Linked DNA regions of Homo sapiens: region 2 is linked to region 1. A link is an interaction called in ENCODE POLR2A ChIA-PET data of the cell type or tissue named here. Cell type or tissue: MCF 10A. All regions are shown on one strand. Links, peaks and the distances in the headings refer to the core of each region. The heading gives the core; the rest is flanking DNA.

The links. Peaks named below come from ENCODE experiments on the same cell type or tissue, not always from the same donor. Only the 100,000 strongest peaks of a DNase experiment are listed, where the experiment ranks them.
Region 2: POLR2A ChIA-PET joins it to region 1 with 6 read pairs; 5 of 35 experiments call an interaction of 5 or more read pairs at or near these places.

The regions. Positions count from the first base shown.
Region 1 is chr15:44,006,803-44,012,186 of GRCh38, reverse strand. The region is part of intron 1 of FRMD5 (FERM domain containing 5); the gene reads left to right. Among named protein-coding and RNA genes, the nearest start is that of WDR76, 180 kb to the right of the region's middle. In MCF 10A, for the core only: no CTCF peak of the experiment used is centred there; a DNase peak (open chromatin) is centred at 2,926.
Region 2 is chr15:44,058,758-44,064,141 of GRCh38, reverse strand. The region is part of intron 1 of FRMD5 (FERM domain containing 5); the gene reads left to right. It also overlaps the pseudogene GAPDHP55. Among named protein-coding and RNA genes, the nearest start is that of FRMD5, 130 kb to the left of the region's middle. In MCF 10A, for the core only: no CTCF peak of the experiment used is centred there; no DNase peak of the experiment used is centred there.

The DNA.
Region 1 (5,384 bases), core at 223-5,222:
GTGAACAAGCAGTCACCCTTTTAGGAATCTAGGATTTCTTAGGGAGATTTATTAAGTCAATATTTGTCAGTATCTGCTGAATCCTTAAAATGAAGGTCTTTAGAAATTTGCACATAGCAGTGAAAGTGAACAGATGGTGAGTTCAGGAAGGAAAAAGAAGAGTCAAGCAGTAAAGACAGATGGACACCAACAAATATGAATTGAATAGCCCATTTGTTCCCTCTTTAGCTGTTGCACTTGAAACCTCTGATTTCTGATCCCACCAAAAGTCTAGTGAAAAATGCTCCTCGATGTCTCGCTGGCATTTTTCTCAAGCCCCATCCTTTTTGACCTCTGGGTAGCATTTTCTGTTGTGACCTCCTACACCCTCTTGAGCCTCTTTCTTGCTTTGTGACAGTCTGCTGATTCTCAGATTACTGCTCTGATGATTCCTTCTTTGATGGCGTCATCAGGGTCTTTTTCTTATCCTAAATGCAAGTATTCCCTAAGGTTCTGCCCTTTACCCTTCTCTTTCCTCCTCCTTTGCTATCTCCCTTGATGATCTCATCCACTTTCATGGCATCAGCTCATTTGTATGCATAATAGTCTCACATCTATAGCTTCAGCAATCCAGACCTCTCCTCAGGGCTTCAGTCGCACATTTCCAACAGCCTGTCAGGTGGCTTCACTAACACTTCATTGTGTCCAGAACCACACATCATCTGTCCGACCTTCTTCTATTTCTCTCCTGGGCACCTGTTCTTGAATGACATCAGCATTCTCCAAGTCACCTTTGACTCTTCCCTCTTAGTGATCCCCACAACAGTTAGTTGCCTGGACCTGTTGATTTATATCCTAAACATCTGTTGGCTCTGTCTCTCAATTCCCATTGCTACAAACTTCACTACTACCGTATTAATTTCTCCAGAGAGCAGTTCTTATCGTCTTCAGTTCTCTACTTAAAACTTTTAAGGATGTAAAGTATTAGGAAGGAAGAAAGGGAGGGAGAGAGGAAGAAAAGAAGGAAGGGAAATTAAAAGAAAAAGAAAAGAAGCCTACTTAGCTGGGCATCCAAGGCCCTAACCTTCTTTCCTTCTTTCCTTAATCCACCAAGCAGAAGCAACAAGACCCCACTGCCACTAGCCAAATGTTCTGTCTCTTCTAAATTATCTGTACCTCTTTTCCACCTGCATTCCAGTTATTAGTGTTCATATTTTATCTCTAGTATTAGAGATCATGGACTCTTCTCATCTTGTTCACCCTAGTTCTCTCATCGTGCCCAGTGCTATGCTTTACACATAGTAGGTACCCACTGAAGCATTTTTTTTTTAACGTTGAGTAATGAAGTTTGAACAACTTCTGCCCACAGTTAGGGCTCTTTTGCCCAGCATAAAAGCTATATGGAAGAGTTCCCTGTTGTATTCATGTTTGTTTAACTTCCTTTCTGTTTTCTGTGCTTCAAGTAATCCATTCCATTGTCAAGAATATCATTTGTAGGTCTGGTTTAGAGAAGAGGTTCTTGAGGCCAGGCATGGTAGCTCACGCCTATAATCCCAGCACTTTGGGAGGCCAAGGCAGCTGGATCACTTGAGGTCAGGAGTTTGATACCAGCCTGGCCAACATGGTGAAACCCTGTCTCTACTAAAAATACAAAAATTAGCCAGTTATTAATTAGCCAGCTACTCAGGAGGCCGAAGCAGGAAAATGGCTTGAACTCAGGAGATGGAGGTTGCAGTGAGCTGAGATCGTGCCACTGCACTCCAGCTTGGGTGATAGAGCAAGACTCTGTCTAAAAAAAAAAAAAAAAGAAAAGGAAAAAAGATTGAGAAGAGATTCTTGGAAGGCTTCATCTCTGAGGTTAGTCATCACTGTAATCCTAGAGAGCTTCTGGTAACTGATTGTTTCTGGGTAATTCACTGTATTCCATAACCACTTGGGTTTTCTGCTGTGTGTAAAGTGGAGACAGAAGGCAACTTGCTTTCCTCTTGAGTATTTCTGGTAATTCATTGCCAAGCCATCCATGGCAGAAAGTTCCCTCAGCAGAATAGATGCAGCCATTCCAGAGATGGAATCTGTCCTCAACAATAGCCTGATCAATCTTAGTGGATAATTCCCTTATAAATAGAAATGATTCTTTATGGCCAGCATAATGCAGAAATTGGATAATAAAAATGTTTAAACCCCTTTGAAGGTCAGGGTATGATGTTAGGGAAGAGTAGCCTCTGTGCTCTGTCTAATATACTCAGGTTCCAAAAAGATGCAGTAGAGATCCACAGTGTTTACTCCTGGGCAGAATTCTTATTTGAATTTCTGTCTCCATTCTTACTTTTATAAGCTGAGTTGGACAGCCAAACAGGGAACTTTAAGGGTAATAAATATTACCTTTTCCCCTTAAGCCTGGGACCTGGAGCAAGCTCTTAGCAGCCTGTTCTCTGGGCCTTTCCTCTTAGTACCTAGAAGTACACAGCACCCCAAAGCCCCCAGGAAACCTATGCCTCAAAAAAACTCCATAAAAGTGGATTTTTTTTTCAAACACAGTCTCACTCTGTCACTTAGGCTAGAGTGCAGTGGCACAATCACGGCTCACCGCAGCCTCGACTTCCCAGGCTCAAGCAATTCTCCCACCTCAGCCAGCTGAGTAGCTGGGACTACAGGTGTGTGCCACCATGCCTAGCTAATTTTTTGTATTTTGTAGAGGCAGAGTCTCTCCATGTTGCCCATGCTGGTCTCACACTCCTGGGATCAAGCAATCATCCTGCCTCAGCCTCCCAAAGTGCTGGGATTAGAGGCATGAGCCACTGCACCCAGCCACATGTTACTTTAAAAATGTACAGAAAGACAAATGTCTTTTGCATCTTTAAGATTTCTTTTTCACTCCTACAAAGGTTCCCCCCAGCCATGTTTAGTGATAACTGCATTGAGCAAGTCTTATTACCTCTCTGACTCATTATCAGTCATATGAGCTACTGTGACCCAACCCTTAGAAAGCTGGGCAAAGAAGAGATAGTGTGAGCTGAGGCAATAAATTAGTGATTTGTTCATCCATTCTTTATTCATTTCCTTATTTTTATTTGTTCAACATTTATTATTTACTACTTGGTAGGAACTAAGATAAGATGATGGGACAGACATGGTTCCTGTCGTCGGGAAGCTAATTTTTTGTTATTGTTGTTTTTTGTTTTTGAGACGGAGTCTCCTCTGTCACCCAGGCTGGAGTGCAGTGGTGCAATCTCGGCTCACTGCAAGCTCCGCCTCCCGGGTTCATGCCATTCTCCTGCCTCAGCCTCCCCAGTAGCTGGGACTACAGGCGCCTGCCACCACACCTGGCATATTTTTCGGATTTTTAGTAGAGACAGGGTTTCACCGTGTTAGCCAGGATGGTGTCGATCTTCTGACCTGGTGATCTGCCTGCCTCAGCCTCCCAAAGTGCTGGGATTACAGGTGTGAGCCACTGCGCCTGGCCTGGGAAGCTAATTTTTAATGGAGGAACTCTACAAGTTTAATGCTGTGATTCTTAACTTATTTTAGGTCAGAGAATCCTTTGAAAATCTGATGCAAGTATTAGCTTCCACAATGAAAATACATTTACACAAAATTTTACATACAAAAATCTTTGGTGCACCACATGTTAAAAAAGCCTGTGGCCGGGCGCGGTGGTTCATGCCTGTAATCCCAGCACTTTGAGATGCTGAGGCAGGCAGATCACTTGAGGTCAGGAGTTCAAGACCAGCCTGGCCATCATGAGGAAACCACATCTCTACTAAAAATACAAAAAAAATAGCCAGGTGTGATGGCTCACAACTATAGTCCCAGCTACTTGGGAGGCTGAGGCACAAGAATCTCTTGAACCCAGGAGGCAGAGATTGCAGTGAGCTGAGATGGTGCCACTATACTCCAGCCTGGGCAACAGAGCAAGACTCTGTCTCAAAAAAATAATAAAATAAAGCCTTCTACATGAAATAAAGGCTTCTAGAAATAAAGCCTTACAGGCTCATGCCTGTAATCCCAGCACTTCAGAAAAATGAGGCAGGAGTGTCACCTGAGTCCAGGAGTTTGAGACCAGCCTGGGCAACATAGGGAGACCTCATCTCTACAAAAAAAAAAAAAAAAAAAAAAAATTGCCGATTGTCCCCACCTACTCAGTAGGCTGAAGTGAGAGAATCACTAGAGCCCAGGATGTTAAGGCTGCAGTGAGCCATGATCATCCCACTGCACTCTAGCCACAACAACAGAGCAAGACCCCATCTCTTTAAAAAAAATTAGCAGCCAGGCGCAGTGGCTCACGCCTGTGATCCCAGTACTTTGGGAGGCCAAGGCGGGTGGATCACCTGAGGTCGGGAATTCCAGACCAGCCTGACCAACATGGAGAAACCCCGTCTCTACTGAAAATACAAAATTAGCCGGGGTGGTGGCACATGCCTATAATCCCAGCTACTTGGGAGGCTGAGGCAGGAGAATCACTTGAACCCGGGAGATGGAGGTTGCGGTGAGCCAAGATCACGCCATTGCACTCCAGCCTGGGCAACAAGAGCGAAACTCTGTCTCAAAAAAAAAAAAAAAAAAAAAAAAATTAGTTAATTAATTAAAAAAATTAGATTTTAAAAATTCAAAAAATTAAAAGATAAAAATATCTGGCCTTGTAGATACTAGGAAAATGCAAAGTATGTTAGGATGTTAATGTCCATTTTGATCAGCAGACAGAGAACTTGAGGGATTAAAAACATTGTTCTCAAAACAGTCAAGTTTGTCAAATGTGTACATTAACTCCAAATGAAATTCTAGGCCCTCACAGTATCATTAAAAGCAGAGGTTTATATATATGTAGGCATACCTTGGAGATATTGCAGAATCAGTTCCAGACCACCGCAATAAAGTGGATAGTGCAATAAAGCAAGTCACAGATTTTTTGGTTTCCCAGTGCATATAAAAGTTATGTTTCACTATACTGTAGTCTGTCAAGTGTGTAATAGCATTATGGCTGGAAAAAAACATTTATATATTTTAATTTAAAAATGCTTTGTTGCTAAAAAAAAAAATGGTAACAATTACCTGAGCCTTCAGCAAGTTAAAATCTTTTGGCTGGTGGAAGGTCCTGCCTTGATGTTGACAGCTGCTGACTGGTCAGGGTGGTGGCTGCTGAAGGTGGCTGTGACAATTTCTTATAATAAGATAAGATAACCATGAAGTTTGGCACATCAGTGGACTCTTCCTTTTATGAAAGATTTCTCTGTAGCATGCAATGCTGTTTAACTGCATTTTACCCACAGTAGAACTTCTTTCAAAATTGGAGTCAATCTTCTCCAATCCTGCCACTGCTTTATCAACTAAGTTTATGGGATATTCTAAATCCTTTGTTGTCATTTCAACAATGTTCACAGCATCTTCACCAGGAGTAGTTTCCATCT
Region 2 (5,384 bases), core at 315-5,314, 52 kb before region 1:
TAGATGCAAGCATGATGTTCTGGAAAATTCCACAGCCATTGTGCCATAGTTTCCCAGAGGGGCCATCCACAGTCTTCTGGGTGTCCGTGATGGCATGGACTGTGGTCATGAATTCTTCCATGATGCCAGAATTGTCATGGATGACCTTGGCCAGGGGAACTGAGCAATTGGTGGTACAGGAGGCATTACTGACAATCTTGAGGCCGTTTTTGTACTTCTCATGGTTCACACCCATTACAAACATGGGGACGTCGACAGAGGGGGCAGAGATGATGACCTTTTTGGTTCCCCCGTCTAAATGAGTCCCAGCCTTCTTCATGGTAGTGAAGACACCAGTGGACTCCATGATGTAATTAGTGCCAGCATCACCCCATTTGATTTTGGTGGGATCTCTCTCTTGGAAGATGATGATGGCATTTCCATTGATGACAAGTTTCCCATTCTCAGGCTTGATGATGCTGTGGAACTTGCTATGGGTGGAATCATACTAGAACATGTAGACCATGTAGTTGAGGTCAACAAAGGGATCATTGATGGCAACAATATCCACTTTGCCAGAGTTAAAAGCAGCCCTGGTGACCAGGTGACCAGTACAACTAAATTCATTTACCCTGGCCTTCACCTTCACCATGGTGTCCCAGGGGTGCAGCTGGCCCTGCACAAGAAGATGCTGTTGTCAAACGGGAGGAGCAGAAAGCCTAATTTTCAAAATATTTATTTGAAAAATTGTTTTATACATTGGTGGACTTTAGACTGTTTTATATTAAAATACATAAATACATGAATAAATTTATGCTAATAAATTTGACAACTGAAATGACATTTCTTGAGAGACATAAACAACCAAAGCTCACCCAGGAAGAAAAAGATAACTGGAGTAGTCCTATGTCTTTTAAAGAAATTTAATTAATGGTTTAAAATCTCAAAACCAAAAATAAAACTGTATTCCTAGATAGATTTACTTATACGTTGTACTAGTTCTATACAAACTCTTCCTAGCTGGCTTTTTTAAAAAAGAAGCTGACAAACTGAAATCATGTGGAAATGGAAAGAACGTAGAATAGCCAAAACAATTTTGAAAAAGAAAAGGCTGGAGATTTCACTGTCATTGATTTTAAGTTTAAAGCACCAGTAATCAAAATTGTATGGTTTAGGCTTAAGGATAGATATATTCATCAGTGAAACAGAATAGAGAGTCCAGAAATGGACCCACATATATACAGTCAATTGATTTTTTTTAACAAAGGTACCAAGGAAAAATTGGATATCCTTGTGCAATAACCTCAACCTTTATCATACTCCTTATACAAAAAAAATTACAGTAGTCCCTCTGTATCTGGGGGGGATTGGTTCCAGGACCCATTGAGGATACCAAAATCCCTTATATAAATGGTATAGTATTTGCATGTAACCTATGTACATTCTCCCATATACTTTTTTTTTTTTTTTTTTGAGACAGAGTCTCACTCTGTTGCCCAGGCTGGGGTACAGTGGTGCAATCTTAGCTCACTGCAGCCTCTGCCTCCCAGGTTCAAGCAGTTCTCTGCCTCAGCTTCCCGAGTAGCTGGGATTATAGGCACCCACCACCATGCCTGGCTAATTTTTGTATTTTTAGTAGAGACGGGGTTTCACCATGTTGGCCAGGCTGGTTTCGAACTCTTGGTCTCAAGTGATCCGCCTGCCTTGGTCTCCTAAAGTGCTGGGATTACAGGCATGAGCCACAGCGCCCAGCCTGTAGCTACTAACTTTTGAAGTAATACTGATACTTCTTCAGAAAGACCGTGTCTTCTAGTTTTAATATTGGAAGTAACATCTCTGTGGTCCCCATGGTGGATACAGTATTTTGTGTGGTATACATATTCATAATCAACTTACTTGAGAAGGAAATTTGGGACTTAAATTTTTATAAACATGAACTTTTTAAAGTTTATTGCTGCCAAAAATGTTTATTGCAAAGTAAAAAGGCATCACCACACAAGAAAATAAAGTCTTTATTTACATCAGGAAAATAAATGACAAAATCACTGTGAAAGAGTATACAGACTACTATCTAAATATGTTGCAGCAAGGCTGTTCAGATTGTATTTCCTGCACTTGTATCTAACCTACAATTTCTCACATTTCCCACTGACCTCACTATCTGGAAGCCTAGCAGCTTTGTGCATCTCACAAAAGACATGGTCAGGAAGAATGAACTGTCCCTAGCCACTCATGTACCTGTACACTTCATTTGTTCAGCAAGCATGTGCATGCCATCTTTGAAAGAGAAGTATTACGTCCGGTATCAGAAAATGGTGGGGGAAAGTGATTGCTGGCCGTATTTCAGATTTAACACCATATGGGAAATGTTAATGCATCTCGCCATTAGAAAAGACCATGACAAAGGCTGGAAATTTAAAGCAAAGATCCTGCAACATTCATAACCACCCACCCCAGCTTATTTTAATGCAACGAGTAATAATAGTTTTTGAAAAGTTAACATTCTGATTCAAATGTCAAATGTCAAACTTTATGGACTTCCCTGACAGCAGCAGGTAAATTGGACTGGCATAACAAACTGGGATGAGTAGTTACACATTTATGGCCTATATCAGAAGCTCTAAACAATTCAAAGCATAAAGGGTAATGATAATAGTCCAGCCAAAGGGCCAGACTAATAGTGAGAGACCACTGGCCGCCCTTTATTGCTAAAAAGCAGTAATCTTGGTGAAGCTTGGGAGAACCCTACACTTTTCTTTAGGACTGAGGCTGTGAGAGCATCCATGGACATTACAGTTTGTCTACTTTAAGCCCAGACTGAAACCATAATCTCTCCCAAATGCATTGAGACTTGTCCCTGAAATCTGCCCCTAGATTTTGACTGTGAAGGAGTCAGAGTTAAGTAACTATGATATTGAGAAAAGCTGGAATGTCTAGGTTGTGGGAAGTGAGAGAAAAGAGAATATAATGATAAAATTGCATCTGTAAATCACATAAGAGTAGGGAGTCAGGAAGGACATAGGATTTCCCCATTGATGTATCTTTGTGTCAAGAGCTGAAAAATGTAGGAGGGTACTGCCTTACTCTTCTGAGCTAATCAAAAGCAGCAGCAAGTACACAGTGAAATAAGATTTAGTTGTTAAGTGGCAGAGAAGAGTGTTACAGTTTGAAAGTTTATGTTGTATACTAGACATTATGTCTAAGTACTGTGGAGGATAGAGAGACAAATAAGAAACAGTTTCCTCCTGTTCACTGAGCCTATATATTTTTAAGGGATATAAAATGTTTGCACACAGGGGCCTGTCTCAGTTCCTCTCTTAGAGCTCAAGCCCTTAATCCAAGTATTCTCAGATTCAGATGTGAGGAATAAGTTAGTGTGCCAGGGATTTTTTTCCTTTTTCATTATTTTATGTAATTAAGTGGCTTCTCACCTTTTCTTTTTTTAGGCAGTCGTCATAGAATTATCATTTCTGCCCTCTTGTTCCATTATGGAATGAAATTTCTGTTGTCCTAGGTCATCAGTGCCTAAGCCATTTGGGGACTAAAAAAATAAGTGTGCTGTATAGTTGAGGATTTTATTATTTCTGCCCCAAATATTTTGACTTTAATTTTGAAGGGAATATTTCTAAGATGTACCTTTTTAAACAGAGAATGTTTATCTTACTTTAATCTATTGTTGATTCAAGGTCATGTTTAGGAATGTCAGTGTTCTGTGTTGTAGATATATATGGTGCAGGGCATGAAGCTGAATGATTTAATTTGTCACTGTAGAGCTCAGCACTGTCACAGCCCCTTCTCCCCTGGGCCCTTGAACTGCCTTGGTTTTCACGCTTCTGGGTATCCACCTAGTGTGGATACTAAGGAGCATGTCCTTAGGCACTCTTTGCATGCTGTCTTCCCTCGCTGCCTTCAAGGGCTGCTTATGAGCTGGTAACTCTTTGTTGGATTAGGCTGTAGAATGAGTTTCTTTTCTCCCTCTTTTGTAACTGGCTTTCTTATGTGCCAGTGTCTGCTACTTGCAACCTTGCTGCCTACTCTGTCATCATTTCCAACCTCTGCTTCTGCTTCTAATCTCTGTTCTATCTGACAGCTCTCTCCACTTACCTTCTTGTCTTCTCCTTTGTGTCGTACACATTGTCAGCAGATTGGAAGAAGGCTTTTCCTACAAATAGCCAGTGCAGCTCTTTAGCACTTTTGGCTATTTTTGTTGCCAGGTGTTCAGGGACTTGATCTGAAACTTAAATACTATTTTTTAAAGGTGTTTCTGAATTTGAAACCAGGGATTTGTCCAGAAACCTGTCTCTATATAAATGAAGTTTTACTTTACCTTATAAAATATAGTGACCCTAGCTGGGTGCAGTGGCTCACACCTGTAATCCCAGCACTTTGGGAGGCTGAGGCAGGTGGATCACGAGGTCAGGAGATAGAGACCATTCTGGCTAACACGGTGAAACCCCGTCTCTACTAAAAATACAAAAAAAAAATTAGCTGGGCGTGGTGGTGTGCGGCTGTAGTCCCAGCTACTGAGGAGACTGAGGCAGGAGAATCGTTTGAACCCAGGAGGCAGAGGTTGCAATGAGCCAAGATTGTGCCACTGCACTCCAGTCTGGGTAAGAGAGCGAGACTCCATCTCAAAAAAGAAAGAAAGAAATATAGTGACCCATACTAAGAATATCTCTTGTTTTAAATAAGAGTAGAATAATTTAGTTTTTGTATTTATTATCCAGCATATTGGCTTGGTATTCTCAGATGTTTAAGGCCCAGAGAAAATTCTAGTTCTTCTATGAAGGCTTTCTTTACCCTTCTAGAACCTATGCAGACTCTATCATAGCATTTATTCACCTGGCCTTGAAATGTGCATGTTCTGTCCCTTAAAGGCTCTTTGAAATCGAGGAGGGGGTGGGAATCTATTTATATCATCTTTATATTTCCCTCTTTACTACAGCTCTTAAGATAATACCTTGTATATCATAGCTTTCTCCAAAATGTTCTGTTGAGTTGAATAATCCGCTCACTCCCAGGTCCCTTCTGTAGTTTGTGATTGATGCTAGTTGAGGGTTCTTCACACCAAATGTGTCATCTTGCATTTGCTCACATTAAAACTTCTCTGCCAGTTGCACAGGTTCCTAAGTTTTTCCTGTTATTTGTCCTCAAAGATCCTGGCTCTTTGTTGCTTGGGGAAATTTAGTGTCAAACAGAAATAAAGTTACTATATGCTTCCCCTTCCAGAGCCATTTAAAAGATAAAATCTTTAAAAATGCTCTGTTCTTACAGAAAAATGCCTATTTGTTCCTCACACATTTTTGCTTCTGAGCCAGTTCATTCCCCACAATAAAACAGCCCCATTTCTTCTTCTTCTTCTTTTTTTTTTTTTTTTGAGACGGAGTCTCACTCTGTCGCCCAGG